Regions from separate parts of the Mus musculus genome. Here regions 2 and 3 are each linked to region 1. Evidence: chromatin loops called from intact Hi-C (ENCODE). Cell type or tissue: gastrocnemius. All regions are shown on one strand.

Region 1 (8,000 bases):
AGGCTTTCGAGCCAAAATAAACCAGAGCTGAGATTGCTGGCTTTTCTCTTTGGTGCTTGTAAGGCTGGGTCATTTCTGAGTCTTGCTTATCTAATCTGGAAAGTGTGGAAGGTCATTGGATGCAGTGACACCCAGCCAAGCTGCCACAGGACCAGTGCGTGCAGACGACCTGACACGTGCATGTGGATGTCTGCATCCCTACCGGGCATGACAACGGGAAGCCTTGGCCCCTGCATGGAGAGCAGACTAGACGTATGAAGAACCCTCGTAAAACTGGAGGCATTTTAGCTAAAATTACAACCCAATCCAGGGATTCCCATCCCTGCCCTGCCATCAGTCACCTCTGAGCCCTTCCAGACTATACCTTTACCAGCACAGCTCAGGGCCACCACTGGAAACCTCCAGAACCATGGTCATTGGAGATGCACCACCCTAGAAAGAAAGACTTTGTGGTGGCATTCCTTCCAGAGATGGTCACATTCCTCAGGTGGCATGGAACCAGACCCATTTGGTGAACTAACCTCTGTTGCTAGGTGCATTTTCTGGAGGGCCTTGTATACCTGATGAAGTCTGGCCACAATGCAAGACAGTCACAGGACTGTCAACCCCACCCCCACCCCCCAGCCCCCCTGTTAACAGCCCTGAGCTCATGGCCTGTGCATCCTGCTGCTGCCTCTCACCTCACACCCAGGGCAGCATCTCTTGTCTTCAGAGCACTGATGGCCAAGCTCAGGGATAGCCCAGGACTTGTGCTTTGCAACAGAGATCTCACCCTGCCTGCTTTGCCTGTATAGGCTCTGACAGTGACTTACAGGGCAGGAGCCAAGGAAGCTTAGGTAGCTCTCGTCCAGGGCCCTCCAAATGCAGTAGCAGCAAGGAAACATATTTCAGGCGTATCTTTTCTTCTGGGCAGGAGGGCACATAGCTCTGTGCTAGAATGTAGCAATCACAAGGCCCTGGGATTAGCATCAAGAACCAGAAATGATTAAAGGAAAACTGTTAGTTTTCAGCTAAACTGGACACTTAAGCTGATGATTATTTGCGGGTATAGGACGTGCAGGAACTTTTCATTCTGATCTTGTTGAAACTACCAAATATATAAACTGTTTCTAAATTAGCATTTCTGAGGCATAATTTACAGTTGAAATAAGTCGACTTTAATAAGTGTTGGCAAAAACCTGCACTGCTACTCACCTCCACAGAGGAGACTTGGTGTTTCTGTCCCCCCAGCTGTTCCTTTGTGCTGATGTCCTCTATAGTCCAACCTCAGCCCGCAGCAGCTACACATCAGATTTTTGTATGGGCAGCTTTCACAGTGCCTCTCCTTAGTGCTTTCACCTCTGAAAGGGGAGAGTGGGGACTGTAAAGATAGCCTAGTGGTTAAGAGCACACATTACTGTTGCAGAGGACCCACATTTAGTTCCCAGTATCCAAGTCCGAAATCTCACAACTGTCAGCCCCCAGGATCCTAGCACCTCTCTCAGTGGGCACTGCACACATGAGCACACATACCACACACTTTAAATAAAATAAGTCTTGAAACACATAAAAGGGCCTAGAACAGAATCTTTGACACTTTACAGACCTTTTTAATTTAAATATTTGGCCCATAAGGTGGAATAGTGGTGTTCTTTCCTAGAAAATGTGGGAAGGATTCTAATCTGGGGTAGATGTTTACTTTCTTGGACTGTGAGATGATGCCTGGCCTCTGTGAAGGATAGCTAAGGATAGTGCTGAACTGTTGGCAGCAGCCTCTGCTCCATTCATTTTATGCATTCCTGTCAGGCTGAGGGATAGGAGTTGACCATACACGTAAGACATCATTTGTAGACTCTCAGTTTTTCATGGTCTATAGCCCTGCTGTATGGGAATACTGCAGAGCTTGTTCTTAACTTCGAGCTCTCACATACGTGGCCAACTGATGACATGTGCTGGAGAAGGTGTTTTCCAGCAGGTAGCTGGGTATGAGGGCTCACCCTTCTTATCCCAGTATTGGGAGAAGGGTGACTGTAGTATAAGGCAAGCCTGAGCTACAGAGTGAGTCCTTTTGTCAAAAATAAACAAACATCTGTGGCATGACTGAATTTGCACTTGCAAAAGAAGGATTTTAGACTCTTCATGCCATGAATAAAGATTAGCCATGGGACTGGTTTGAGATGGCTTGACTCCTGGGGTACACCTGTGTTGCTGTTGGCCTTTGTTTCTCTCTCTGTCTCTCTCTCTGTCTCTCTGTCTGTCTCTCTCTCTCTCTCTCTCTCTCTCTCTCCCTCCCCTCCCCTCCGCTCCCCTCCCCTCCCCTCCCCTCCCCTCCCCCCCTCTCCTCTCCTCTCTTTTTCAGCTTCTTAACTAGTTTTACTCTCTCCCTTCCCTCTAGTTCTGGTCCCAACCTCTGTTCCTAAGTTTAGCAGCCGCCGTTCCTACAGAACAGAAATGACAACAGAAGCTCCATGTGCCACCACGGAATAGAGACAGCTGTGCGGGCCGCTTTCAACAGCATTTAGTGGGAATGTGTTAGCTCCAATTGCTTTAAAAGACCTCAGTATGAAAGTAGCTTAGGTGTGTGTGAGGCACACTGTGAACAGAGCATGCATGCATCTTATCTTTTGATCATATGTATTTACCATGTAGGAGTCAGTTCTCTCCTTCTAACACATGGATTCCAGGGACCCAACCCAGGCTCTGCAGGCCATGAGGAGCAAGCCAGTAAGCAGCACCCATCCTTGGCGTTAGCTTCTGCCTCCAGGTTGCTGCCCTCACTGCTTTGGATGATGGACTGTGTTGTGGAACTGTGGTGATGTGAGCCCTTTCCTCCCCAGCTTGCTTTGGTCATCACAGCAGTAGTCACCCTCACTGAGACAGTATGTTTTTGCTCTGGGATTGAAGGGGCTCTAGAAATGGCCTGTAGGCTTTCTCGAGATTGGGTGTGCTGGAAGTGAGAATACACTTCCCATCAGGCTGTGGGTTGCAACCCAGCAAATGGAGACCTCTGTGAACAGCATCAGGCTTTGTGTTCATCTGAACTTAGCTGTTCATTCAAAATGGCTCTGAGTAAAGAGAGTTGAGAGGGTTGTGTCCCTTTTTCTATTTACCTGACATGATGGGGCCCTGGAGAAACTGTGTACCTGTAGGCCCATCGTGACAGAGACAAGCAGGTCCCAAGAGCTTGCTGGCCAGCCTTCCTGCTGTTGTAAAGTGATAGGGTGGAGAATGATGGACACCTGATCTCTGGCCTCTGCATGCCTGTGCTTAATCATGGACCCTGCGGGGGTGGGGAGGGGCACTGTTTAAATGAGGTGATTGAAGTTAATGGGAGAGGCTGTGCTCGGCAAGTCTAAGACACTGGGTCTGATCTCTGGCTCTAAAAGAGGAAAGCAGAGGAAAATTATGAAGACATAAAAGAGAATGCTGTTACCTAAAAAGAGGGTGCCGGGGAGCCAGGTGCCATCTGGCTATGGAGGTCCACCTGCTGATTGATACCAGCCTAGACAAATGTGAGAAGGAATGATTGTTGAGGACAAAGTCTCCATGAGATTAGCCTGTGGGCAAGCCTGTAGGGTATTTTCTTTTCTTTCTTTTTTTTGTTTTTGTTTTTTGTTTTTTGATGTTTTTTGTTGTTGTTGTTTTTGTTTGTTTGTTTTTGAGACAGGGTTTCTCTGTATAGCTCTGGCTGTCCTGGAACTCACTTTGTAGACCAGGCTGGCCTCGAACTCAGAAATCCACCTGTCTCTGCCTCCTAATGGGTGATTGATGTGGGTGGAGGGTGTGGCAGGTGGCTTGAGGTTCTATAAGTAAGCAAGCCACGATGAACAAGGCATATTCTTTATTATTCCTCCGTGATCTCTGCTTCAGTTCCTGCCTCCAGTTCCTGCCCTGACTTCTTTTGGTGATCAACTGTGATGTGGAAATGTAAACTGAAATGAACCTTTCCTCCCCCAAATTCTTTTGGTTATGGTGTTTCTCACAGTAATAGGAAACTGCGATGCCACCGTTAGTCATGGTGACCACGACAGCAGTATGAACCTGAGACAGGCCCCACTAGAAACCAGATTTTATTTCCTCCTGCCCACCCATGCCAGGCTGCTTCACCTGATCATACGTTTCATGACCTTAAAACTGGGAGTTCTGGCATCAAATAAATGAACTTTCAAGATTCATGTTATCTTGCTTACTGCGGATGCTGGCTTCTGTGGAAATGATCAAGGCTTTACTATTACAAGTTTTATAAATGCTATGTTCCTGGTACATACAAGGGGGAGCAGCGCTCCATCACCACTCAGCCGTGGTGGGTGGAACCCACGAGCTGCTCTAAAAGTGGATTTATTGGTTGCAATCAGATGTTTCTGCTCAAGGTGGTGCTGTTTCCCCATCAATGCTGTGACTGCGTGTTTTTATTTCCGCGGGGTCTGCATTCAGCAGCTAGTCAGTGTGCCTACCTTTGCCTTTTGTTATTCCCAAGTTGTCTGCCCTTGAGAAGCCACCACAGAGTTGTGGAAATGCACACTTACCCGGCCTCTGTATTTCCATAAGAGAAGCGAGTCAGAGCAACCTAGAAGTCTGAGTTTTGTTCTGTTTTGTAATGCTGGGGTGGAACCCCGGCCTCCTACATGCCAGACAAGCAACCTGCCATTGGACTACACCTTAGCTCTCAGGCATTTCTTAAAACAGTACTTTCTGTTTGTTTTGTTCTTCATACAAGGTCTCCTGTAGCCCAGACTGCCCTTAGGCTTGCTATGTAGCCAAGGATGGCTTTGGACTCCTGATCCTCACCACCATGCCCGGGCGTATGCCGTGTTGGTGATGGAGCAGAGCCTGGTGTATGCTAGCCAGGGATCCTACCGACTAAAACCCACCCCAACCCCGAGACAGTGCTTGAGGTCTTCCACCTTGCTTTTTATGTTTTAAAGTAAATGTGCTTTTAGGTCTCAAACATTTAAAGATCATGTACATCGTGGGAATAAAGAGTCAGAATAGTTCTCTCAAACCTATCACCGTATGGGGAGGAACTTACATTCACAGAATCGCCTGTGTCAGGACCCATAATAACCATTTCTTCCTCCTTGTCACCCACAGACATGCATCATTATAGCTGTGTTTATCCCTGACCTAATGAGTAATTGTTCTGTTTGGTTTTAGATCCGGGGTTTTCTGTCACGGTTCGATAATGTTCTTCCTGTCAGCCTGGCATTTGATAAATGTACAGCCTGTTCACCCAAAGTAAGTCATTTTACCTCTGAGCAATTTAACCTCATCCTAACCCACTCGGGCCAGTGGGGTGGTGCGTGCATGCGTGCGTGAGTAGAGGAAGGGAGCCCGGTAGGCTTGGTCCTGCTGCTGTTGATCTGCATTCATCCACAGAAGCCAGCTTGGGAAATCTCAGGTCCTAGTGTGCAGAGAGCCTGAGCTAGCTGCTGGGTCAGCTCTTGCTGTACAGTACTTTCAGTTTGGTCATAAAGCTCTCCTGAGTGTCTCGGTCCCCGCCTGAGGGGTTCCTTCCTCGCATCTACTCAGCAGTGCAGCTTCTTATGCTTTCCCCAGAAGGTGGGGGTTTCAGGCAGGCCCAGCTGTGTTTTGGAGATGTTCCTAATGCAAAGGAACAGCAAGCAGAGATGAGGGGCCTGGATTGGGAGGCCGGAACAAGGCCCCTTCCTCTTTGATCTTTCCAGCAGCTCTAAAAATAGAGCAGGGCTGTTGTCCACTGTAATGGGAACCGGCTGATGTATCTCAAAACGACATGGCATCTCAGTTTTTAATAGGCTCTGAGTTATTCTCGCATGTGTACTGTACGTGACAGCTGATTCCCTTTGGATGTCCCTTTAAGCCAGTGCTTCTCAACCTTCCTAATGCTGCGACTCTTTAGGACAGTTCCTCATGTTATGGTGACCGCAACCATAAAATTATTTTTGTCACTACTTCATAACTATAATTTTTCTACTGCTATGAATCATGATGTAAATATCTGATACACAACCCCTGTGAAAGGGTCGTTCCTCTCCGAAAGAGGTCACAACCCTCTGGTTGAGAGCCACCACTTTAAGCCTTCAACCTCCCCATCTCCAGCTCCTACTTGGGGTGCTATGCAGAGTAGCTTATGGGGGTCACTCATCCCAAGATGGCGTTTCTCAGAGGTCTGAGGTTTCCCTGCTATGCCTCCTGCAATGGGCAGAGCTGAGGGAATTGAATTCTAGGAAAAGTCTACTTAGAGTGGCTTCTGTCCTGACCTGTTTACCTAACAGTGGAATCTGGGATAGATAAGCCACAGTAATGGATTTGGTTAAATCTAGGCACTCCCGAGTGGAGAGTGGTTTGTTTTCCTTTCTGCTCTGAGAGTAAACTAAGCCTGCTTTATTGTTGGGCATCTCAAGTGCCTGGTTGAGATTGAAACCTTATAATTTGTGGGTAGATGACCTCTGAGCCCATTCTTCTTGCTGTTTCTCAAGGTATCCTGTATCCTCTTTGGCAGGACCCTGAGGGTGGTAATGTGCACATCTGTTTGCAGGGACAGGGTCTCAGGGCTGTGTGCTCCTTAGTGGAAATGTCTGTCTGTCTGTCTGTCTGTCTGTCTGTCTGTCTGTCTTTTCATTGTACGGCTGAACTAATTGCTCTCCAAATAACTTGGCTGGATTATTTTCAAACTGAAATCCTTTGGTGCCCATGCCAGAAGTGTCTCTGTGGCTTTATGTAGGTCTAGCTCATCAATGAAATGAAGATAATTGGGTTCTCAGAGAAATGTGAGCATTTGCTTTCCTGCTCTGTTTCTAATTAAATCAGCCCATAAGATGCTGTCTGTCTATAAAGAAGCCCAAGGGTACCTCAGGCTGCCCCTCTTTTTTCTTTAAGAAAGAATAGCTTTTTGTATTTTTGTCCTCCCTCCTTGGAAGCATGAGATTAAACACAGGTATGGTGTCTTTGTTACCAGAGTTATTTCCTGTCAGTGGCCATTCAGAGTCCTGCGTTACACAAACTTGCCAGGCGAGTTAATACAACCTGATGTGGATTTTCACAGCTGCACTGTCCCACAGCGATCACTTTTCATGTGGTCTGGATATTGGGTTTCCTTTGTGCCGAGAAGGCTGCACCTCTTTCCAGGAGAAGCCCCTCATTTACTTTCTTGGCCCCCCTCCCTGCCATCTGCATCATCTGTTCTCCGAGCGTTGATTCTTCGAAATGACAATTCCAATTAAGCGGAATCGCTCGCTCTATGAGAGCTTGCTTAACGCTTACTCAGCAGGATGTTTTTTATACTGAGTCATGTCTGAGTTGCTGCTGTTTGAATCAAAATTCTTTGGAGCTAAAAGCAAGTTCTACAAATTTTTCCTTTGATATTCATGAAGTCATTTTTTTAAAAATTTTTCCTCAGTCTTAGGAATTTCATACATGTATACAATGACACATTAGCATATCTTTCTGTTTCTTCTCTTCAACTCCCCTTAAACCATCCTCCAACACAGCCTTTCCCTACCACATGCCCCCACCCTTAACCTACTTAGTCCCACTACACTTTCTGCATGTACATGGATGTGGGGAAGGACTTGGGAAATCCTCTATCAAGGCCACACATTCAAGAGAGAATAATTCTCCCTCCCCCAGAAGCTATCAGCTGCCAGTAGCTTTCCAGGAAGAGATGGGGGCCTGGGTCATACCTCAACCATCTGGGCTGGAATTTTGACTGGATTTGTCTTACCTAGGACTCCTGCAGGTAGCCATAGTTTCTCCGAGTTCATGAGTGCGCCAAAATGTCAAGTCCAGAACTTTGAATTTTAGGACTCTCCTCAGCTCCAGCTCTTTTGTGCCTCCTGCCTTCTGTCTTCTCCAGCCATTGTGGAGGTGGTAGTGGTGTTTAGAAGCCCGTCCCACTGAGGACCAAGCCTCTGTCTCTTGTTCCCATGAGGTGATGTTTTCCTTTGTTGGTTTCCAGTATCCATCCCCCTTCACTCCCACCCCAAAGAGAGGCTCACTCTACTCCTGCTTGGTTTAGCTTCAAATATAGGAAGGGGCCGGGG
Region 2 (8,000 bases), 200 kb after region 1:
ATGTGACGCAGGTACCTACAGAGTCCAGAAGAGTTCTTGGAACCCCTGGAGCTAGAGTTACAGACAGCGATGAGCTGCCCAATGTGGCAGCTGGGAACGGAACTAGGATCCTCCGTAAGAGCAGAACGTGTTACAAACCACTCTGTTGTCCCTTCAGCTCCTATGCATCTTGTTGGTGATGGTGATTTTGTTTTTAAGACTGGGTCTCGCTTTATAGTCAAGGTTGGCTTAAACTCATGATTCACCTGCCTCTGCATTGCTGATATCAAGACTACAACCCCCACAGTCAGCTAATGGATGGATCACAGGGCTCCCAATGGAGGAGCTAGAGAAAGTACCCAAGGAGCTAAAGGGATCTGCAACCCTATAGGTGGATCAACATTATGAACTAACCAGTACCCCGGAGCTCTTGACTCTAGCTGCATATGTATCAAAAGATGGCCTAGTCGGCCATCACTGGAAAGAGAGGCCCATTGGACACACAAACTTTATATGCCCCAGAACAGGGGAACGCCAGGGCCAAAAAGGGGGAGTGGGTGGGTAGGGGAGTGGGGGTGGGTGGGTATGGGGGACTTTTGGTATAGCATTGGAAATGTAAATGAGCTAAATACCTAATAAAAAATGGAAAGAAAAAAAAAAAGACTACAACCGTGGGCCACCACATCCAACTGCAGTGTCTTTAAAGCTTAGTAACTAAAGGCAGTACAATTCTAAGCAATTAACAAGACCTTCAAAGGACCACGATGGAAGCACCTGACTTAAAACACAAAGTTGACAGGGAGCTATGAACGTTCAGAGCTGCAGAGGTGAATGTCTATATGGGATGTGTGTGTGTGTGTGTGTGTGTGTGTGTGTGTGTGTGTGTGTGTGTTCTTGCTAGTCACAGATTATGTCACATACTAGTATCAGATGACCAAAGTAAACTACATGTGGAAAAGACGAAAACCAAGGCCCAGCTGTAGTCAGTATAAGTCTCACCACAGCATACAATAGGTACTCTACAAATATTGGTTATGGCTCAGCCTCCTGGTGGAACAGAGATGGCGCCGTCACCACAGACACAAGCCCAGGCTAACCACTCAATCATTCTGCCTGCCAGAAAGCTGACTACTGAGTTAGTCTACATCAGCCAAACCCACGAGCAGCTTAAAAGCCGGGGGCCTGATAGCACTTTCAGATACTTATTAGAATCAAATGTTCCTACTTGAGCCTTTCGGAGAAGGGAACATTGTATCAAGTTTGGGAAGACTGGGAACACACAGCCCCCACTGAGCTATCAGGTCCCCGCCTCCAGTCCAGTCAACTGTTCTCTTTAAATTTCACAGTGGTTCCACTTTTAGACAATGGTTTCTGTCTAAAGGCGGTTCCCCATCACCATTCATGCAATTAAAATCAGTCTAAACTGATGCGTGAACAACAAAAGCAAAAAAAATCCAAAAAAGATTTTAGGAAATGAGCTGGTGTCCTTCATCAACTGAACAGCTGGATGTGTGAGAACTCAGGCTTACAGGCATCTCCGAATGTTCACATCCTCTACACATTCCTCAGCAGAGTACAAACAACCATCCAAGACACAGCATGGGCCAAGGCGCTTTCACCCTTGACCTATCTTAATACCCACAATGCCATTGTAAGACGGAAATCATGTGGTGCCCAGGATGGGACCAGGGCCTCAAGAATGTCAGCCACAGCCACAGTGCTACATAGAGTTTTAAGTTAAAACCTTGTGCCAGGCATGTGACACATACCTTTAATCCCAGCACTCAGGAGGCAGAGGCAGGCTGATCTCTGAGTTCGAGGCCAACCTGATCTATATAGTGAGTTCCAGGACAGCCAGGGCTACACAGAGAAACCTCTCAAAATACACACACATATACACACACACAGACACCACAACCAACACAACAAAAACAACCACAACAATACCCTTGCATTGATGATAAAGGAAAACCACTTAAGACTGACTTCTTTAGGATGCAAAGTTGAAGACCTGGTGGGAGCTCTCCTCTAGGAACCCTGACCAAGGAAGGACTAAGTGGTCCAGGCCATGTTCTTGAGGTCCATCCTGCACTTAGCTCTAAGGCAAGACTTAGGAGCTTTGTATAGCTCTCACCTGCCAGACTATGCATAAAGTCCAACGAACACACAATAGGTCTTCAACGTGTGAGTTGGAGTCTTTAAACAGGGGCACACCTGTTATCCAAATGTAGGAGAAAGAATCAAATTTCTTACTAGTGTGTGTCTCTCTGTCTAGTAGTGGGATGGAGAGTGGGGTGTCAGATGACAACTCTGCCGCCTTTCCTTCCACTTTCCCCTGGCCCCTGGAGGTTGAATTTAGATTGGCAGGACACCTTGACCTGAGCCATAGGGGAAGGGATAGAGTCAAATTTCAAGTGGTCCTAAGTTTGGGCCAGGTAAATGTAAATCGTCTGTCAAGTTCCTTCTATAGCACGCCCTTCCAAGGAAAGACCCTAGCGTATCAGGCTATTTCTGCGATGTGGGATTGCTTAAACTGACTCGTTTTAAAATGTACTCTGTCAAAAATGTTCCATAAAGTATATCATTGACCTATGTCTTAATTTTTGTTCCCTGCAAAACAGTACCAGTTCTAAGTACTTCTTTTAACTAACACGGGATCATTTTGTGCACCGTTGAAAGGGGTTTAATACAAATTTGTGAAATTTGGAAAAAACGACATAAAACCGCTCTTCAAACAGGATGTAAAATTTCAATACAACATCTCCCTCTAGGGGCCAATTTTAAATCACACTGGCAATTCAGAAAAGTGAAGTCGCCAGTGTAAACTGTCTCTCAAATACAACAGCCTCTTGCTTTTACCTAGACAAGTCATTGAAAATGACTCTTAAAAAATTTTAAAAGAGAAAATGCCTCTTACCAAATAGCTTCACCTTCATTAAATATCTCAAAAATTAAAACAAAAAATACTATTAAGAACAAATTCTATTGGTGACAGGTGACTAAAGAGAAGCAGGTTTCAAGATGAACTCAAGGCATAAACAAACTTAATGAGTACATGCTCAGAATAGTGGCTTTTTTTTTAAGCTTTGCTTTTATTTGACATGTATGGGCATTTTGCCTGCATGTAAGCCAGTGCACCATGTACATGCAGTACCCAAGGAGGCCAGAAGAGGGCTCCAATCCACCAGAACTGGAGTTACAAAGGTTGTAAGCCACCATGTGGGTGCTAGGAATCAAAGGCCAGACCTCCCGAAAAGAGGCCAGTACTCTTCACTGCTGAGCCATCACTCCAGTGTTTAAAATAACTAGAAAAAGCCAAGGACAGTGGTGTTAATGCCTGTAATCCTAGCACCTGTGACTCTGACCGAGGAGGACTGATATGAGGTCCAGTCCAGAGTGGTCTGTGCAGGAGAACACTGTTTCAACCACCACCGCAGCTGCCACCACCCCCGCCCCCGCTGCCCACCACCTTCATAACAAATCAGTGCTGCGGGAAGGAAATAAATTACCGCCCCCAGAAAGAGCGGTCTCTAGTGAACCCTGGTACATCTACAGTTCTCCACGCCCAACAATGTGCACGCCCAACAAAGTGACTTCCACACGAGGGAAGCACCCTGAGCGGCACCCCAGCCCAGTTCCAATTTTAATTCTCTCGATGGTATTGTCAAGAGTAAGGTCAGGTCTCTTTTCTTTTTAAGATTTATTTATTTTTATTTTGTGTATATGTGTTTGTGCCTGAGTGTATGCCTGTGCACAACATGCATGCATGCATTGCCTTCAGAGGCCAGAAGAGGGCACCAGATCCCCCGGGTCTGGAGTAATGGACAGTTGTGAACAGCATGTGAATGCTGAGAACCAAGCCAAGCTCCTCTGCAAGAGCAACAGAGCACTCTTAACCACTGAGCCATCTCTCTAGGCCCCATTCTTACCTTTCAACCCTGTCAGCTGTATTCAGTACTGTAGAAGAGAAATAAGTATTTCTGTTGAAAATATCGTTAAGCCAAATAATGCCCAATAGTATTCAAGTCTTCTCACAAAGCGAGCCCAGGTTTTCTGAGAGAGATGTGCCAGAGTCACCCTATAGCCACCCCTTCAGTGTTTTTACTGATGCTGTGTTTAAATGGACACTAACATGGCCACCAGAATTCCATCTACAAGACTGGTGTAGTTTGGGACCTGGGAGGCACCTCAGAGAATAAAGGTGCTTGCTGCCAAATCTGACAACCTGAGTTCAACCCCTGGGACCCCATGTGGTGGAAGGACAGACAGCACCAACTCTGGTGAGCCGTGGGTAAATATGATAGAAGTCAAAGTTTCTAGAGTTGGTTGTTGTAATCCACAACTGTCACCCCGGCACATAAGAGCCTGAGATAGAAAGAGCAGATGTTTTTAGGCTAGCCTGGGCTACACTGTAACCCTGTTTCTAAAACACAAAGGAAGGAGAGGTGGTTTTCCCACCCACTGGAACCAGTCAGGAGCCTTCTAAGCCAAGCATTGTCCAGTCCCCAATTCTATAGCCAGGCCCAGGGAACCCCAGACAGATGAAGTTTGGATTTACAAGTACACACCTAGACAGTTTTAAAATGCTTCTCCTAGAACAGTGGTTTTCAACCTTCCCAATGATGCAATCCTATTAACGGTTTCTCATGCTGTGGTGACCCAAGCATAAAATGACTTTTGTTGCTACTTCATAACTGTTATTTTGCTACTGTGACGACTATTAATGTAAATATTATCTGTGTTTCTGATGGTCTTGGGTGACCCCTGAACTACTGGCCTAGTGAGAAGCTCCTGGCTGCCGGCCCACCCTTACAGGTGTAGTGCTCTTGACTACCACTAGGGGGCACTGCGAGCCAACCTAAGACACCACATCCCCCTTACATGTAAGCCTTCAGTATTCCTTTACATAGAAGGGCCTGTCATCTTAGGTAGGCTTCCTAGCTCAGAGGCATCTAGAACTGATGCAAAACACATACACACACACTTACTTCGTCTGGGAATTGGGCTTAGCAGGCTCTCCTGTTGACCTGTCCCTCCCAGAAGCTGTTGGTCCCAGGCAGTTGGCGGAGAATTTCCAGTCTTTTCTGGCTGCACTAAGTGGGGTCACTGTCTCTTTACAGCTGTACCCCTCAAGTATTGGCCTCCTATTCACACCTCCTGTCTCTCTTTAGATCACTTTCCCCAGAACCTAACAACAACAACACTTGGCACTGTTAGGTAGCCCAGCTATTTTCTGAGAACAAACTGGAACGGAGACCTCTAAGTCTAATCTGGGTACTGAGGGAAGCAGGAGAGGCCACCAGGCCCCAGAGGCAGTGAGTGTTTCTGATGGAGTCCAGGACACTGAAAAGGAGCTACACCCTACGGCTCCTGACGCTTTAAACAGTTAGAAAGCAGAGATGGTCAAGTGAACATCGTGACTCTGTGGCTTATTTCTGGCATTAAAAAAAGAAAGTTTTTCCCTAGGTTCTTTACATAATATGTAAAGAAGGGGAGACTAATTGAGCAGACTTCCCAAGGCCTATAGCAGACAGATAAAGTACATAAGCCACACAAAGTTCAGAATGATTCAATGTCACTTGGGGTGGCAGTGGCCTGAAGTTTGAAGTGTATGGATGGTATCCAGCACAGCCAGGACACTGGAGAACAATGGGGTCCTCCCTGCTTACAGGCCAGAGCCTGCTTACAGCAGACTCTGTCAGCTCCTGGCTTTCTGTGTTTGCTGCAGTGAGAACATAGTCCTGTAGGGGTCAGTGAAAGTCCAGTGTCCAGAAATGTCCAGTTCTCAAGAAGTGGAGGATTTCACCCCAGATCTCACATGTGGGCTCCCAGCACAGGGGAGCAAGCTCTTACCATAGTGGCCTCATAGGTAGCCACAAGTCTAGAATCATCTCACAGCTAAGTGACACATGAGATAGCCTTGGAAACACAGTAGGTCTCCTGTGCCCCCATACTACCATCAGTGCTGGAGATGCTAGAGCATACTAGGCAAGCACTCCTCACTGAGCCACACTCCCTAACCTAGAGGTTCTGAGCAGATTTTGAAAACCATAACGGCTGTAGCCCTGGTAAGGAAAGCCGACTCTTCAGAAAGAGCAATCAGGGTGCATAGAAGACTGAGCCCAGAAGGACAAACAGGAGGAGGATGCAAAGGACACTGCAGGCGGCACCAGAGGCAGAAAGCAGGACACTCTGCCTGCTTTCTATCTAAGGGGACAGAGGCTTCCTGGTAAAGGAGCCCTAAACGTAGGAAAGATTGGGCTTACAGCCCGGCTCTGACACTTGATCAAGTAACTGCACAACTGCTGACTTCCGGGTATGTAAATGAGCATGGCAGAACCCCGCCCCCCAATCATGCAGGGCTACCTAGGGCCAGACCGGTGAATTCAGAGCTAGGGCTTCTTGCACAATGGTTTCCTCATGTTCCATAAAGGATGCCAAGTCTGTTAGGGTGATAGGCCTGCCCTGCCCCCAGCCCCAAAGAACTGCAAACAGAACCAGCCATAAAAAAGGGGGAGAAAAGAGCGGGAACAAAGGTCTTGCCACTGCCCGTTTAACGGCTTCCTTAACACCCAGGTGGCGTTAACCCTCAGGTTGATTGCTCAGAAAAATGTAAGATTACTGCTCCGAAAAGCTGCCAGCTATCCAGGACTCATATGGATCACCCATCTGTCACTTAAGTAGACAGTAGTAATGGAAGATACACCTCCCTTCATGACTTCCTTCTGGCACAGCCTCTCCTCCTCTCTCTACTCCTCTGAAAAGTCCCCTGTAGACTCGGGTACAGAACAGCAGGTTCCCTCCCATTGGCACCCTACCTGCACCTGTCTAAAACCCAAATTCTGGGAACTCCTCTTTCTCCTGAGCCTCTTGTCCCCACCAGCACCCAGGTGGGATCCCGACACACAACGCTGGTGCATAGAACAGCGGTGTCCGCCACCTTCTGCTGGGTTACATAGTTTTTCTTACCACAGGAGCACGTTAGCACTCTGCTCTCCTTACAAACCAAGAAAGACAGAGAGAAAAACAGACAGGCCAAGAGACAGTGCCAAGAGAGTATTGATCATAGCAGACACAGGATGCTGGCTTGCACTCCTGGTAGGTTAGCTCTGCAGCCATAGTTTGCCGTCAGCTGCAAGTTCTGTGTCCTTCTGAAGGGCACACCGAGTGACACATGGCTACCTGGGATGAAGGACTGGTTGCACACATATCTGGATGAGGCCAGTCCCGGGAACAGTGGCCATAAGGGACTTCACTAACCCAAGTTTCAGGGAAGATCCTGTTAGTTGTGAATGTCTCTACCGTCCACTCTGTCTGAAATGGTTTCTCTAGGATCCCAGCTACAGTGTCCCTGTATAAGCATTCCCATTGTACCCAATGCCCAAGAAAACGATAACCCCAATGCTTCCAATTCACATTACACCCAGATAAAAGCTCCCCCCACCCCCTCTTCTGTAAAGCACGTGGTAAGGAAGGGGGGAGAGAAAGCTCTGCCTGTGTGGGCAAGCTCAGGGCATCCCCTCCCCAAAGCGGTAACCAAGCCGCCAAATTTAGACACAGCTGCCACCGAAGCCCTAGGTTACAGTTTCTAGCTTGGCTCTGGAAACACCAAGAAGGGGGTTACCCTCCCCCACCCCCGTGTCCTCCCAGGGAAGGCTGACACATACAGCAACCATTTCCCTCCAATCGCTGAGCCAGGAGCACCCTTCCACACCCTCGGCAGATCACGGCTGCGTGCCTGCTTTCAGTAGCATGACTAATTAAGACGAAAATAAAAACAAAAACGGGTGCCAGTTCAATATGCCAGGAAGGCCGCGGAGAACGAGAAGGCGGGAATTCGGTCTGGATCTTTCACTTTATTGGCCTGGCGTGTGGCCAAGGACTCTTCATCAAAGAGAAAACTCGAGTCCCTCCGTTTCCCCCTTATGAATGCACATTTAATGTTCAACAAGAAAGTGAGCTTGGGTGAGCAAGGTGGTCAAAGTACCCTCATGAAATGTGCAACAGCCTGCTGTGTACAT
Region 3 (8,000 bases), 540 kb after region 1:
ATTGGTGTTTCAGAATACCAGGATCAGGAGGCCAAAGTGGGCTTTAGATTCAAAATTCACTCCATGGCCTGCTTAGCGTGGAGCTTTCTCAATAACCATATCACCCTCTCTGGTAAGCCTGTTTATCCTCTGCAAATGAGAGTTGGACCCCAGAATCTTTGAGTCTTCTAAAGTGGACATTTCCTAAAGGACACATTGCCCCAGATACAGGAAGAATCAAGATGAGTGGCAAGCAGAGAAACTGTACTGGCCAGGAGCAAGGACAGGAGTCAGGCCGGTTAATGAGCATAGCGTGTTTGGAGACAGACTGAAATATCAAAGGATGAAAACTGCCTGCTCTTACGGCATTCCCTTCCTGCTCCTCTCCCTGTGAGATTTCAGCCCCAGGCCATGCCCTCTCCTTGATTTTCTTCTTCTTCTTCTTACTCCCAGTAGTTAGCATCTCAGAACCCTGGTCCAGGAGGAGAGAAAGGAAAGTGGTCATGGCAGATGTTTGCAGCAGAAACAAACGGTTCCTGTCTCTGCTGAGGAACACCATTCTAGCTAACCAATACACTTTGCTGACTTAAACTGTACTTGTTCCCACACTGCATAAGGGCCTTTACATTTCTAGACTTCTTCCTCACCTGGTCACATCTTCCATTAGGTCATGGACTGCAGCATGCCATTGATTGGGGAACACCAAGTGGAGGACAGACAACTCATCACTGATCTAGTCATCAGCAAGATGAACCAGCTATTGTCCAGGACTCCTGCCCTGTCTCCACAGAGACCTTTAACCACCCAACAGCCACAGGTAAGGAACTGCAAAGAGTCCCAGCAGTCATGAGCCTCTGCTCCAGACACTGTGACTGTAGGAGGAAGCAGAGGTCAGATACGTGCTGGGATCCACAGTTCTATCTCTTCCTTCTCTCTGGTTCCGTCCCCTCTGGGTTATCTTCAAGTATCCCCTTTAAAGCTCCCCTCCCTCGCCCTTCAGCAGTCTGCAGTATTAGCTTCAGAACCATGCAGAGACAGGGTAGTAGATCTTCACCCTGAACTCAAAGACTCCAGGGAGCTACGTCCCATTTCGCCTATGACTCAGGGTGTCTTGTTTTGAACTAGGGGATCTCTGTGGGACATCCAGGTGTGGGGTAGAATTTTTCTGAGTAGAAGAAGGGAAAAGTCAGTCCCCTCTTGTGGGGGGAGACTGACAGGTAAATTTAAATAGAAATCTCTTTTTGTTCCTGTGGGAGAGAAGTTGACTGTTCTCAGTTTGTGTGATACACGACTCCCATCAGTCAGGTTCAGCTTTACTGGAAAATCTACATAAACCTCTGTAGAACATTAGGCTCAGGAGCTCTGTAACAATCCAAAGGATAGATAAGACCTCAGACTTGAAGTTCTGAGTCCATGAGGGAGATATCTCATTTTTCATAAATATCTCCATGATTCTCTCCACTAAGCTTTTATATATTAGGGTAGTAGGAATGTTAACAGTGAATCAAAGAACTGAGTCTTAGTGAACTTTCCCCGTAAACATCTGTGTGACTTTGTGAGGAATCACTTTCCTTTAATGAAGCGTAGGTTTTGCCATTTTTGTTAGAATTCTCTTAGAAACTTATCCTTCAAAATTTAACTTGAAAGAGTTATAGGGATAGAAATAGAAATAGAATAGTGTAGAGTGTCCATTTTGAAATGAACATCAAGTGTGAATTGTAAACCTGAATCTGTTGGCTTTCTGACCTTGGAAAAGGTTCATAGCAACAGTTAAGATAAGGTAACCATGGCCCATATCCCTAGAGTTTTATGAGAATTAAGAGAAAAAGAAAAAGCCCTCAGATAAGGCAGAACAACATGAAGCACCGGGAAGGACGCATAGGCAAGAAGTACGGTCTGGATTTGGATCCCACAGTCTGAGGCTTGGAGAAGCATTGGCATGTTGTGTGGAGATGAGCGAGTACCATCCAAGACTGCACTGCACTCACGAGCAAGCCAGCAGCCTTCTAGAAATCCCTCAGTGAGAACGAATAAAGGGCTGAAAGTTTATACCTGGCAGGGAAAATCAGGCTGGGTTATTTAGGGTAGAGGCTAATTACCCTAAACACTTGAGCATTGCAGAATTGTAGATAGAAACATTGATATTCAGGGGAATGAACCTGAATTGCCAAAAGATTTGTTATTTTTAGTCAGTAGTATATATACCTTTTAAGGTAGGTAAAAACATGATGTACAATAAATATTTTCACCAAACTTTTCACCCAAATTGATTAAATTGAAATAATGTGGCAGTTGATAAGTTAAGCCCCTTTCTGGGTCTGTTTATTCCTCTCTTGTGGGCAATCCAATCTAAGTATCTTTTGTGCTCTAAAATTTTCTCTGGAGCCAGGCCCAGTGGCATATGCCTTTAATCACAGCAATGGAGAGGCAGAGGCAGGCAGATCTCTGCTAGTATATAAATTGAATGCCAGACCAACCAGATCTCTACAGTGAGACATAAATAATTTGGGGGGAAGGAGTGGAATATTTCCATCCTCATCGATTGTACAGAAAATGGGAGCTTCTGGGTGACAGAGGTTGGCTCTCACTCTCTGGGATGTCCAAGTTGAGGGTGGCATTGTGCAGTGTCACACCATCTATTACTGCTGGTGAGCATTTCCCTTTTTCTGACATCTGGCTCTGGCAAATTACTTAGTGGTTAAATTTTATAATTTTGTAAATGTAATGAAATCAAGATGTTTGTGTCCCAGTATTCCTTCCAGATCCTAGAATGCCTCTGTAAATAGTTAATGATAACCAGTTAATCACATTGCAGGCTTAATTTCAGCACAGGAACCCTAAGGGGACAACACCCAAATCATATCCAAACCATAATATTCCCCCTTTTAAAAACAAACAATAAGTATTTTCAGTGTAAGCATCTCAGCAGAGCACACTGGCAACCAGGATACTCCCCTGTTATGACACACCCTCCCTCCCAGCCTCTCCAGACTGTTTCCTCACTTGTAAAATGGAGTTAAATGGGTGATTTCTGGATCCCATCCAATACCAGGGTCACCTGCAGTTGGCCAGACCACAAAGTCTGAGGGCATAGTCCTGCACAATGTCTCACTAAGGCCTAGTTAACTTTAATAGAGGACATTACGCAGTAAGACCATCTTCCCTTCTGACATCAACTGAAAGTTCTGGAATTCTAATAGAACTCTGCAGGCATCCAGGAACTCACTGAAAATTATACTCACAGTCACTGCATGTTGTGGAAAACAATTCTGATCAAAACCAAGCCACAGGAAAATGCATAGTGAAGAATCTGAGAAGGTCTAAAAGCAAGCTTCTGTTGCCCCTGGAGTATATCTCTTTCCCTGCATCCATTGGTAATATCTCAGGGATATCACCAATCAGAAGGGTCACCTGAGCGTCACTGTTCAGAGTCATTGCTGGGAATTCATTACCTAAGCCTAACTGATCCGATTGAGCTATCCACACATCCCTCCCACCCTAGATGGCAAACTGATACATGCGGTCTAAGGGGTCCACTGTGAATCACACAGTTCTTGCTTTTCCACCAACACCCTTTGCCTAAATTTCCCCAGGCTGTTTACATAGGTTCTCACTTACCTTTCGCCCACGTGCCCTCTTACATTTTGTGTTCCTGTCGTAGCAATGCCGATCTCAATGGCCTATGCCTCTCTTGTAGCCTCTCCCTAAAATGATTTCCCTCTTTTGTTTTTGGCACGGCTCACTGTTTTGGTAAAGAAACTTTCACCACAGTATAACTAACATTCTTCAATCATCCAAAGATGCCGCCTGCTCAGCAGCTGCTGCCTCTCCTCCTGGAGTTGTGGTTTTCTACTTTCTATCAGGAGAGATTGTTCTTCCCTCTTTGTTTGTTCTTCACTCCTGCCAGGATGCAAGCTCTTTGTAAACAGGAATCTGCTCATCATTTCATCTAAAGGGCTTAGAAAGCATCCAGAATCTAGCAGCCACTGACTATAGTCACACAGGGCTCTCCAGGTGGGATCTCATGTGACTTCATCAGTACAGTGCAGGCCTAGACAAACTAAGAGGCCATCACTAGGCGATGTGATTTCATGAGCCCACCAGCATATATGTGGCCAATCATTGACCTAAATATTGTTATGCAGCACATGACTGAACATCACAGGTGCTCTAAAAAAGGTGGTTGAGAGCAGTTTGCCCAAGTTGCACTCTGTTGTCTGTAGAAAAGGTAAACTACAATAACAAATATAAATCTAATTTTAATACCTCTGCATTTAGGAATAGTTTACCTTTGTCATTTATAATGACCTGTTACTGAATTCCTATCCTAACTTGCTTTTCTTATGCTACCTCTGCCCCTGTAGGTGACACAGAACATGACTGATGATGTGTCCCCATTTGTAATCAGCACCTTTGATGGCCCTCTCATCCTATTTGGGATTAATGTCAGGATCCTAAGGGACCCTTGGTAGCATGCAAACAGAAGAGCTATAAATCAAGAATCATTGCCTGGGTCCCAGCCTACATGTCACATCTCCTGCCAAACCCCTGCATGTGTCATGTATGCCACTCCTCACCCAAGCCACTCTTGTTAGCTTCATTTGTGACCATGCAACCACAGGCTGAATGAGAAAGAACTTACAGCTTGAATCACATAGCCCCATGATTTGCTCTTTGCCCAGTAATATAGAAGAGGACCAGGACAGAACTGTGACTTGGAAAACATAAGCTAGCTAACCACTGTGCATCCTCCCAAGAGTCAGGGAGGCATTGACCACATCACCAAAAGCAGAGCGAGCGGTCAACAACAAAGCTCCATTTGGCTGTCAATGACTAGGTCTCAGCCTGGCTGGAATATTAACCTCCAGGCTGTCCCATGCAATGAAACCTCTACAGTGGTATGCTGTTCTCAGGGTGGCAGTGACACCTTGTGGCCAATGATTGCAGAGCCTCTGTGGTTCATACTTAGCCTTTTGCCTGGTACCCCTGCTGTCCCATCCCCCAAACATACTCAGTCATTTAGAGTAGAAACTTGCTTACTGCTTCCATCTCTAGGGCTTAGGAAAAACCTAGTACCCAGGACCACTGACTATGTCAAGAACAGCTTGACAATTGAGAAACCCCTGAGAAGTGTGAGATGAATCACCAGGATCTGAGACAGGCCTGAAGCTGGGGCTGCGGAGAGCTGGAGCTGCTTCCTAGACTCCCACCTTCAGGTGGCCAGAATTTCAGGTGCTGATTCAGTGAATCTGGTCCTGGTCTTTCTCTGGCACCCCATTGTTATATATTTTACCAGCTCCCTGTTTGGCTTGTGGATGAGGTCCATAGAGACCAAGTTTAAGACCAGGCCTTGGGAAGCATTGACCTGCATTGATGTGCATCTGGGAAAAAGTGAAGCTCGCTCTCTCTCTCTCACTGCCTGAACTGATCAGAAAACACACTGAATGTTGCTTCTAGTCCAAGGGTGGTAATATAACAGGATGGATTCCAACTGAGAGGAGAGGCCAGGATGTTGGGGCTTGTGGCTCATCTACTTTATGGACAAAAGTAAGAGAGCTGTGGCAACAGAGGATGTAGTTCAGCTGGCAGAGTACTTGTATACCACGACTCAAGCGTGCGTGCCTTGGGATCAGTCTCCAGCATAGGCATAAGCCAGGTGTGGTGGCTCCCTTGTAATCTCAGCCTTCTTTCGGTGGAGATATATGAATCAAAAGCTCTGGGTCATCCTTCACTATACAGCAGATTTGATGTTAGCTTAGTATACATGGACCTCTGTCTCAGACCAAACAACATAAGCTAAAGGAGCTTCAGTTGACTACCAGCTGTTTCCAGAAGGCTATGACTCAATGTCTTTAGCTTTCTGATGCCGTCACGGATTAGAAATGGTCCCAGAGGCAAATCTGCTGGAAGACAGGCTTTGACCTTGTATTAAGGAATCAACTCGCCGATACTGAGAGCAGCAACTGCTGCTCGGGACCATGTGACTGTCACATTAATGTTCAGATTTCAGCAGGATAAGCTACTTACTGGGTGGGGAGGTGGTGACAGGATGGGTGGGGGCTGATGAGGCAAGTAGCTCTCAGAACCTTCCAGAACTAGAGTACTGTGCTCCAGGCTGAGTGTAACCACCAGACCTGGGAGAGGTAGTGGGAAAAACTTAGAATAAAAGGACTGGGGTGGGAGGTGTTGGAGCAATGGCTCAGTGCTTAGGAGCACTGGCTGCTCTGGCAGAGGGCCCCCTCTAGTTCCTAGCTCACAGCTATCTGCAAGGATTAAAGATACTTTTCTCTAACTTCTGTGGGCCCCAAGCATGCACACGGCACCCATACATATATGTAGGCAAACACTCATACATATATGATAAATTTTTCTGTGAACTTGTACAAGGAGACCAAGATGAGAGGGGATCTCTTCACTCTGAGAACAGCCTCCAGGGCTGGACGATTAGGGAGAGGCACAACCATCCCTTCAATCCCATATCAGGACTGTTTCACTTGTTCTAAGAGGTAAAGTTAGGACAAACCAAGGCCTTCCTGCTTCCCACAGCAGGCCCGGCTTGAGAGAACGTGTTCCCCAGTGAGTAGAAGCTGAGAACTCCAGGAGATTGGGGGCAGGTTCAGATAAAGCCACCAGTGACTAGATCCCTTAACGAACTATTAAGAGAAACCAGTTATTTTGGGATTGTCTTTACTTTCATGGACATCTTTAATCACTCAAAACTGACATTCTGACCTAGGGTGACCTGATCCTCAGAGCCCCCATAGGACTTGTGGCCCCCACGGACCATTTCTGGTGTCCTCAGGTTATGGAAGGGCCACTATCCAGGCAGTGGTCTTTGCCCAAGAGTAATTCCCCTGGGAAGGAAGGGGCATCATCTCATTCCTGGATACCTTTTATACCCTTGCAGAGGAAGGAAAGGGGCAGTGGCAACTGAAAGGTCTCAAGGTGCTGAAAACATACTGTCCCCTTTGCTCTACAACCTCCTGACCACATTCCTTCCTGCTGCTTCATTCTCCCTGGAGTACTGGACCGGGGAAGCAAGGCCTGGGGGAGCTGATCAGAATAGTTCTGTGGCGTGGCCAGCAAGGAGCTTGGCCTGGCCCCTTTCCTGGGGCCAGACCCTGGGACCCTTTCCCAATTTCCTGTCTCAGATATGCTGAGCAAGCACAGGCCTTCCTCCTGGTGGGGGCAGCTGGTGTTAAGCCAACAATTCTCAAAAGTTGAGTCACTCAATGTCTTTCCTTCCTCAGCTTTCCATCCTGTTGGGGCCTCACTTAGATAGGAGCTCCTCTGCCAGTCTGTCTAACAAAAGCCACAGGGTGGGAAATTAGATGTACCTTCAGCAAAACCCCCATAGATCCTCATGGGCTACGTTTCTCTCTCAGGCCAGTGATCTGCAATTGAGTGGATCTTGCCCAAACTAAGGCAGTGATGTATAGAGAGAAGGCATGGTCTAACCCAACCCCAAATCCCCCACACAAGAACTACCCTCCGTGTGCACAAGATGACAGGAAACTAGTTAGCAATATCTTTTCCATTGATACATGTAGTTCTCACACTGTAGATTTACTCTTATTTAAACAAAAACAATGGCGTTACCATATATTATTCACTGGCTAGGACTTTATAGTTTATAAAGCTCATTTGATGTTTTTAAGCCTCAAAACTCTTATGTGAGATATGGAGGTTGTAATTCTTTATGTGTTGACATATCAGGAAAGACAATGAAGATGACCTATCCAGAGTCACCTGGCTGCTAAGAAGAGCTGGACCATCTGACCCCCAGCTCAGAAGGGTCTGTGTAATACCATGCACCGGGGCTTTTTGGTATGCCTGTGAGGGGGAAGGAAAGAAAGGGAAACCTGGGCACTCGTGGTGCCGTATGAGGAAACTTGCTCTCCTCCATTGATAGCCAGATGCTTGACCTGTCACTTCACCAGCTGCTTCATGGGACATTCATCTCTTCTGCCCCCCAGCCCCTTTGATTGCTAAAGCCCCACAGACCCAGCAGAGCAGGATAT

What was found. Hi-C counts contacts between places; a loop is a spot of excess contacts. Peaks named below come from ENCODE experiments on the same cell type or tissue, not always from the same donor. Only the 100,000 strongest peaks of a DNase experiment are listed, where the experiment ranks them.
Region 2: a loop joins it to region 1, with 11 times the contacts of the local background. A loop is called at or near these places in 34 of 42 quality-filtered maps.
Region 3: a loop joins it to region 1, with 5 times the contacts of the local background. A loop is called at or near these places in 4 of 42 quality-filtered maps.

Annotation. Positions count from the first base shown.
Region 1 is chr6:114,719,761-114,727,760 of GRCm38, forward strand. Atg7 (autophagy related 7) reads left to right here. Exons shown (of 19, transcript NM_028835.5): 17 at 5,134-5,214. Among named protein-coding and RNA genes, the nearest start is that of Gm52917, 11 kb to the right of the region's middle. In gastrocnemius, a CTCF peak has its summit at 4,348; DNase peaks (open chromatin) are centred at 4,345 and 7,107; H3K4me3 peaks cover 864 bases; H3K27ac peaks cover 2,054 bases.
Region 2 is chr6:114,923,821-114,931,820 of GRCm38, forward strand. It overlaps a transcript of Vgll4 not described here. Among named protein-coding and RNA genes, the nearest start is that of Vgll4, 6.0 kb to the left of the region's middle. In gastrocnemius, CTCF peaks have their summits at 2,745, 3,147 (motif pointing right), 4,809 (motif pointing right), 5,709 (motif pointing right) and 1 weaker place; DNase peaks (open chromatin) are centred at 3,157, 3,745, 4,808, 5,747 and 5 more places; H3K4me3 peaks cover 1,575 bases; H3K27ac peaks cover 2,045 bases.
Region 3 is chr6:115,263,186-115,271,185 of GRCm38, forward strand. It overlaps Syn2 (synapsin II), which reads left to right. Exons shown (of 13, transcript NM_001111015.1): 10 at 647-796. Among named protein-coding and RNA genes, the nearest start is that of Timp4, 15 kb to the left of the region's middle. In gastrocnemius, a CTCF peak has its summit at 4,917 (motif pointing left); a DNase peak (open chromatin) is centred at 4,899; H3K27ac peaks cover 5,683 bases.